3 separate regions of the Homo sapiens genome follow, and all the other regions are linked to region 2. The links are chromatin loops, found by intact Hi-C in ENCODE. Cell type or tissue: pancreas. All regions are shown on one strand.

Evidence for each region. Peaks named below come from ENCODE experiments on the same cell type or tissue, not always from the same donor. Only the 100,000 strongest peaks of a DNase experiment are listed, where the experiment ranks them.
Region 1: a loop joins it to region 2, with 4 times the contacts of the local background. A loop is called at or near these places in 41 of 110 quality-filtered maps.
Region 3: it touches region 2 in a loop (4-fold over the local background); 27 of 110 quality-filtered maps call a loop at or near these places.

What each region holds. Positions count from the first base shown.
Region 1 is chr14:69,817,356-69,819,855 of GRCh38, reverse strand. No RefSeq gene overlaps it. Among named protein-coding and RNA genes, the nearest start is that of SLC10A1, 21 kb to the right of the region's middle. In pancreas, CTCF peaks have their summits at 774 and 979 (motif pointing left); no DNase peak of the experiment used is centred here.
Region 2 is chr14:70,316,735-70,319,234 of GRCh38, reverse strand. No RefSeq gene overlaps it. Among named protein-coding and RNA genes, the nearest start is that of COX16, 42 kb to the left of the region's middle. In pancreas, a CTCF peak has its summit at 1,196 (motif pointing right); a DNase peak (open chromatin) is centred at 1,924; H3K27ac peaks cover 2,297 bases.
Region 3 is chr14:70,044,955-70,047,454 of GRCh38, reverse strand. SLC8A3 (solute carrier family 8 member A3) reads left to right here. Exons shown (of 7, transcript NM_182932.3): 7 at 1,132-2,500. The coding sequence ends at 1,508. Among named protein-coding and RNA genes, the nearest start is that of SNORD169, 68 kb to the right of the region's middle. In pancreas, a CTCF peak has its summit at 1,279 (motif pointing left); a DNase peak (open chromatin) is centred at 1,254.

The DNA.
Region 1 (2,500 bases), 500 kb after region 2:
GCGGGACACTTGGAAGGCCAGCGCCTGGACAGAGCCCTGGCTTCCTGCTGTAAGGCAACACTGGTCTGCTGCATCCGGAAGCCCAGCCAAGGCTTTTCCACATCAGCGGTTCTCCCCGATGACGGTTTGCTACCCAGGGGCCTTGTGGCAATGTCTAGAGACATTTTTGGTTGTTGCAACTAGGGGAAAGAGTGCTACTGATATCAAGGGGGTAGAAGCCGATAGCGCTGCTAAACATCCTGCAATACACAGCCCACAGTCCTTGCCCCCAAAAAAGAACTATCCAGCCCAAAGCGGCAATAGGGCTGAGGTGGAGAAAAACTGGGATACATGCATGAGTGGGCAGGCCAGCAGATTTGGGTTCACATCCTCACTCTGCCACTGGCTTGTTCTGGGACCAATGATTTTATCTCTCTGTGCCTCCGTTTTCCCATTTGTAAAATGGGGTTAATGGTAACTGTTTCACAGGGTTGTTTTGATAAATAAAAAGGACTTGATATGTAAAGTGCCTGGCACATAGCAGGCCTTCAGAAGGCACTATAGGTGTTCCTTTATTAAATGGGGAAGGAAGTGGACTTCGTATTCTTAAATGTTGCTTTATGAACCAATTAGAAGTCTTGGAATTGGGAAGAGAAGATCTGAACCACATAAGCAAGAGAAGTGTATATTATTTCAGAACTACTGTGGTTGAAAGATCAAGGGGAAATTTGGATGTATAGAAAAATCAATACGAAAGTTGTGTTTATACACAGTGCTTTAAGAAGCTGTGAATCAGGTCAAGCTGAGTTATCCCTCTGGCAGGTTTTTCCGGCTTCCACAAAGGATTATCCATATGAAAACATCTTCCTTATCCCTTCCTTCCCCCGCATCTGCACTCCGCACCCCCCTCCCCGCCTCCCCAAACACCGCTGACGGGATTGCCCTGCACCTAAGGGACAGCAGGGCAATCCCATCAGTGATGACTTACTGCCCTCTGGTGGTAGAATTTATAAGTGCAGCTGAAATTTTGTCCGTTAGTTTGATTCCGGTGAACACAGCAAGTGCCCTACCACGTGTAAAGCATCACTTATTTAACAGCGTTCTAAGAGTTACAGGAAATGTAAAGACTGACCAACCCACACTCCTTTATAGAATCAGATGGAGACATGAGGGCTTCTGGGCAGCGGATGATAACTTGGGGCCCCTTCAAATCTCTTTAACATTTGTTTGGCTGGAGAAGGGATTCTCTAATAAAACAAAAATCATGTAATCCCTTATGCTTAAATAAGGAATTTCCTACATGTACCCATGTAAAGCTTTAATCATTCACACTTAACCAAAGAAGCTCATTTACAAGCATGTAGATATAAAGCAATGTCCAAAAGGTCTCAAAAATTTTTTGTCAGCAAAATGTTTCCAACTTTCTTGTAATTTTTCTTTTCTCTTCTGTTCTCTTTTGCAATTTTTTAAATTGGGCGATTTTTTGAGAGGCAAATTTAAGAATTTTAAATGTGGATAACAAGTCACCACTTATTGATAACACTGCCAAAACTAGTCCGAAACCTGAAAGCTGTCGTGCAACTGGGTGCCCAGAGAGTTGCCCTGCCGATCCACCCACTCACGTCTCTGCTCCTGTCTTCCAGAAGCTTATCCTCCGGTGGGGAAGCCATGGCAGGGAAACAAGGAACAGAAGGGCCTATGGAAGGTGTCCTGAGGGTTTCCAGATGTTTACCAAGCACCTTCATGGAGCACACACAAATGTGGCAAACCTTTAAGGAGGAAGAGAACACTCTCCTCCAAGGAGAGGTGGGCCCCCCCAGGACAGGAAGGATTCTGATCGGGGTCAGATCAGGGAAGCCCTTGGACGTCTTGCTAAAGAATTTGGATTTTAGGCCGGGCGCGGTAGCTCACGCCTGTAATCCCAGCACTTTGGGAGGCCGAGACGGGCGGAGATCGAGACCATCCTGGCTAACATGTAAAAATACAAAAAATTAGCCGGGCATGTTGGCGGGAGCCCATAATCCCAGCTACTCGGGAGGCTGAGGCAGGAGAATGGCGTGAACCCAGGAGGCAGAGGTTGCAGTGAGCCGAGATCACGCCACTGCACTCCAGCCTGGGGGACAGAGCGAGACTCCGTCTCAAAAAAAAGAACTTGGATTTTAATCCATTTCACACTGACGGCTGCTAAATGGGGTGTGTGTGAGTGTGCGTGTGTGTGTGTGTGTAAGTAAGAGAGAGAGACAGAGAGAGAGACAAGGAGGCAGAGAGACAGAGAAGGGCAGAGCTGGGCTTTGAGAGATTCCATGTCCCATTCTGTGTGGTAGAATAGACTGGAGAGAGTAAGATTCAAGTGCAGGAGAATTATCGGTTATGAGGGTTGAACCAATTCAGCCACTCTGGATTCTTGGAAGAGAAAGGCGAAGGCAGCAGGCATGTGGGGGCCATCTCCATGCCCCTGGCTTCTGTGGAACTCTCCAGGCCCAGGTCCCTCCTCTCTGCTGCTGTGTAGTGACTGATGGGA
Region 2 (2,500 bases):
TTAGTGCTCACACCTGTAATCCCAGCACTTTCGGAGGCTGAGGCGGGCAGATTGCCTGAGGTCAGGAATTCGAGACCAAAGACCAACCTGGCTAACATGGTGAAACCCTGCCTCTACTAAAAGTGCAAAAATTAGCTGGGTGTGGTGGTAGCTGGGTGCCCGTAATCCCAGCTACCTGGGAGGCTGAGGCAGGAGAATCGCTTGAACCCAGGAGGCGGAGGTTGCAGTGAGCCGAGATCATGCCATTGCACTCCAGCCTGGGCGACAAGAACAAGATTTTGTCTCAAAAACAAAAACAAACAAACCCAAAAACACACCAAACAAACAAAACAAAACAAAACCACACAGCCCGGTTTGGTGGTGGGTACCATAGAGACTGAGGTAGGAGAATCGCTTGAACCTGGGAGGCGGAGGCTGTGGTGAGCCGAGATTTCCCCACTGTACTCCAGCCTGGGTGACAGAGCAAGACTGTCTCAAAAAAAAAAAAAAGTTCTTATCAAAATGTCACACCTAAAACAATATTTTAATAACATTACTCAGTAGTCTGTTCAATTAGTAGCAATAAATTCTGTGTGGGTGGAAGGATCTATCTAAATGTTTTTGTATATCTCTTTTCTGCAAACAGTGAAGTTCAGTGGAAAACCATGTAAACTGGTAGCCCTGAATTGGACTCTGGACTTTGTCACTTACAAACTGTGTAATCTTACACAAATTACATAACCTCTTTGAGTTCCAGTTGCCTCATCTGCGAACTGCAGTTTTGACTGTGTCAACAGTTGTGTGACTGTGTGAGGTATACATGGAACTCAGTGGAGAGACAGGAAAGATAAGATAGGTAATAAAGGAGTAGTATTGATCAGTACAAGGAAAATAGTCTGCTTACAGATGATAGATTGTTCTACAAGCATTGCTTCATATAATACTGTTTTTTTAAAAAAAATTTCTGGTTTTCTGCCTTTTGAAACTTAAACAATGTTTAGCCTACTGTAATCATTACTAGAATAATAGAAGGAGAGTGGACAAAAGGTTTCTGAAATAGGACTTTCAGTTGGATGACATTTGTGTGCATTCCTTTTGTGAGAGTGGAGACCAGATTTTGAGGATGGACTTTGGTCTATGATACTCCCAACGGAAATGATCCTGGTCTGGGCAAGCCTTCAGGAGTCACTGCTCACTCCACAAGAGGGTGCACAAAGACCACACAATACTGAGTTTTGAAGCCAGAACTCTTAGATGATGTCCAACTTTTTCTAGGGCCTTGCCCTCCACAGGGAGTCCCATAATCAAGAATCCTGACTTGTTCTCTCTGCATTTTCCCTTTAGATGCTGTGAGGCCAGAAGATTCCTGGCTGGATGAACTGGCTCCTCCAGCTACTGTATCTTCTTTGTGCAGAGCTGCCTCCCTCAGGGGTGGCTGATGCCTGTAGTCCAGCAGAGCCTCACAAACCCTGGACCCCAAAGGAACTGCTCAGGAACCCTCAGGGTTCCCAAAGGAACCCTGAGGAACTGCTAATCACCTGTGTCTGAGCTGGGCTCTTCTGTCTTCTTTCAGCTATTTCCTCCTGCCTTCATCCTTTTTGCTCAACTTTCTCTGATTGCTTCTCAGCTCCCTTTTCCTTGCCCAGGTATATCAACCACAAGAAACCAGGGCTCCCCTGCGTCAGATGTCTCTAGGCAGTAATAATCAAATCCTCCTGCTGGTCCCTTGGACTGCCTGCTTCACAGACATACTGACACAAAACACAAACATACACACACACACACACACACCAGCTACAAATCCTCCTGCTGGTCCCTTGGACTGCCTCCTTCACAGAAATACTGACACAAAGACACAAACATACACACACACACACACACACACACACGTGCATGCTAATCCCTCCATGGTGGCCGGTGTGTGGGAAGGGGCCATCTGGGACAGTAGCCTTGGGAGGCAGCTGTGAGGCCTGACCTCAGCATAAGTCTCAAGTCTGTGCCACACCTGAAGGGGGCATATTTACTCCCATGCACCGAGGATACGATGTCAAATAGCATTGCCCTGGACCTGGGCAGTCTTTCTGGGGCAAATCAAAGTTTTCCTCAGGTGCTAGGAAAACAAGAAACTCCAAAGCCAATGCTGGCCACTGTGTGTGAGAAGATACCCAGCTTCCAGAAATCCTAGCACTCTGCTGGCAAAGTCCCTGCAGTAACATTCTTCCAGGCTTGTTTGATGATTTTTATGGCAGGGGGTCTGGGTGAGAACACTAATTCAATTGTAGTATAACTCTGTTTAAACACACAGAAAAAAGAATCTTGACAAAACCCTCTTTCTTGGACTTCACAACACTGTGAAGCACAAACTGCCCCAAGGGCAGCCTTGTCTGCCCCACCTGCTAGATTCCCCTTCCCATCTCATCAAGGCGGGGCAAGAAGCCACTACAGTTGTCACCTCTCTTCTCTTCCTTTGCTATGCTATATTAATTGCTTGTAATGTGAGCTTTCTCTGAAGTTTGGGTAT
Region 3 (2,500 bases), 270 kb after region 2:
CTGTTCTCCAAGCCTTGGGGGACCTGAACTATCAGAGGGGAGGGAGGAAATATGGGGGAAAGCATAGAGGTGGGAAGAAATATCAGAGGATCAGAAGCAAAAAACAACAATAACAACAGAAACAAAAACAAACAAACAAACAAAAAAACAAGGCCATAGGCAAGAAAGGGTAAGAGGTTTTCTCTGGGAGATCTAAAAAAAATGGCAATAATGAGGTAAGCCAGGCAGATACCTTTGGGCATCTCCAAGTCCTTGCAATTGGCCAAGACAACAGCTAACAACATTTGAGGCTTTAAGAAGGTTACCCTGTGATCCACTCATCTGATTTAGTGGCTTTGGCTGAAGCTCTTTGGATATAGTTGAAGGTATGGAAAGGGTCCTTACATGAGGACTTTAGGGTCAAGTCTCTTGCTAACATCCTATGTGACCTTGGGTAAATTCTTTGACCCTTATTTTTCTTACCTGTAAAATAAAAGAATTGGGCTAGATGTCTCTGACAGTCCTCCCTGTATCTACAATCTGTGCCAAGATCTAAAGTCAAACACCCTGCAAGGCCCTGTGATACATATATAAACCACAAAGACAGAGCCCCGTCTTCCTTGAGTCCACAGTTCACCCTGCATGTCCCCATCATGGTTCCCCAACATGTCCTCTGTCCCCAAAATCCAGCACCTCACCCAGTGCTCAATCAGTAGGCATTGCTCAATAACTGTTGGTGGTTCGTGAATAAATGCCCCATATGACAGTTAAAATCAGGCATCTACTCCAAGCAGCTTCCCAGGGTGTCAAGGTTCCCTGGGGAGATATTATGGGATGGCAAACTTCCCTTACTGAAAAAGTAGTCAAAGGAGAACAATAAGCCCACTCAGTAAATATCAGAACTGGAAAGCCCTTCAGAATCTTTCAGATCACTGCAGATGAGGAATGGGAAGCCCAGACTAGGGATGTGACCTACCCAGGGCCACACGGCTTGCTTGCGGCAGAACTAGGAGTTAGGAGTGGCCCCCTAGCCCTTGTCTCTCATTCCTGGGTTCAGCCCACCAGCTCAAGCTGCTTTTTGGGCATACTGGAAGACAAGCCCTGCACACCTTAGCCTCCTACCAGTTCCCATGTGTCTTTGTCCTTTTCCAGATACGTTTGCCAGCAAAGCTGCTGCCCTCCAGGATGTATATGCAGACGCCTCCATTGGCAACGTGACGGGCAGCAACGCCGTCAATGTCTTCCTGGGCATCGGCCTGGCCTGGTCCGTGGCCGCCATCTACTGGGCTCTGCAGGGACAGGAGTTCCACGTGTCGGCCGGCACACTGGCCTTCTCCGTCACCCTCTTCACCATCTTTGCATTTGTCTGCATCAGCGTGCTCTTGTACCGAAGGCGGCCGCACCTGGGAGGGGAGCTTGGTGGCCCCCGTGGCTGCAAGCTCGCCACAACATGGCTCTTTGTGAGCCTGTGGCTCCTCTACATACTCTTTGCCACACTAGAGGCCTATTGCTACATCAAGGGGTTCTAAGCCACACAACAGAGCCTCCAGCAGGGCAGGCCTAGGACTTCTCCTAAGAGAAGGGCACTTCCCCACCAGTGATCTCTCCCGACTGCACTGCCCTGGAGAGGCAGCATCAGGACCTAAGCCCCAGGAACTTCACCCAACTTAGGCCCTGGCAATTAACTGAAAGGGCAAAGTCTTAATCAATCAAACAATGGAGGAATCACCGACTTTACACAGTATTTAATTGAATACAAACAAGCAACAGCAACAAATCCACCTCCACCCCATCTCCCCCTCATATCCCTGACCCAAAGCAAAGGTCAGAGCCTTTCGCCTCCTTCTATTCCATCTTTTGATTATTCCTTTGCCTCTCATTTCTTTGGAAGCAGGGTTTCTCCTCTCTGCCCAATTCCATATGTCCCTATTATCTCACTCAGCTGACAAGACGTGAAAATGAGTCACATTCATGTGGCTGGGGTGGGGTTCTTTTTTCATTGTAATCATTATTGTGGTTGCTTTCGTTTTGCCATTAGGTTTTGCTTATTATTTTGTTTTGTCTTTTTTTTCTGAAGTGAGTGAAAAAGGTGCCACAAAGGAATTCCAGGTCCGAGCCAACAGAGAGAAACATGAATTTTTAGACACATGCTCTCCTGCCACCTCTTGGCTCCATCAAGATCCAGTTCCCCATCTCACTGTTTTCTCTGAGTTCTTGGGAGGAGTGATGGTGTTGGGGTAGAAATAAGCTCACTCACCCACGCAGGGTACTAAAGATCTTACAGGAGCTTCAACTGGAGCAGGAGGAGCTTTTTATGCTTATGTTGAATCAAGTCAGATACAAAAAGCAATTGTCCCTCTTTGCCCAAGCCTTTCCAATTCTGTGTGTCTTGTTGTGTCAGTGTCCACTTGTGTATCCTTCTGCAGGAAGACCCGCCAAATAGAAGAGATGGGACAAAAATAGGAATGGTGTGTGACGACAAAGGGCTACTGGAAGAACAAAAGGGATACAGGCCTTCTTG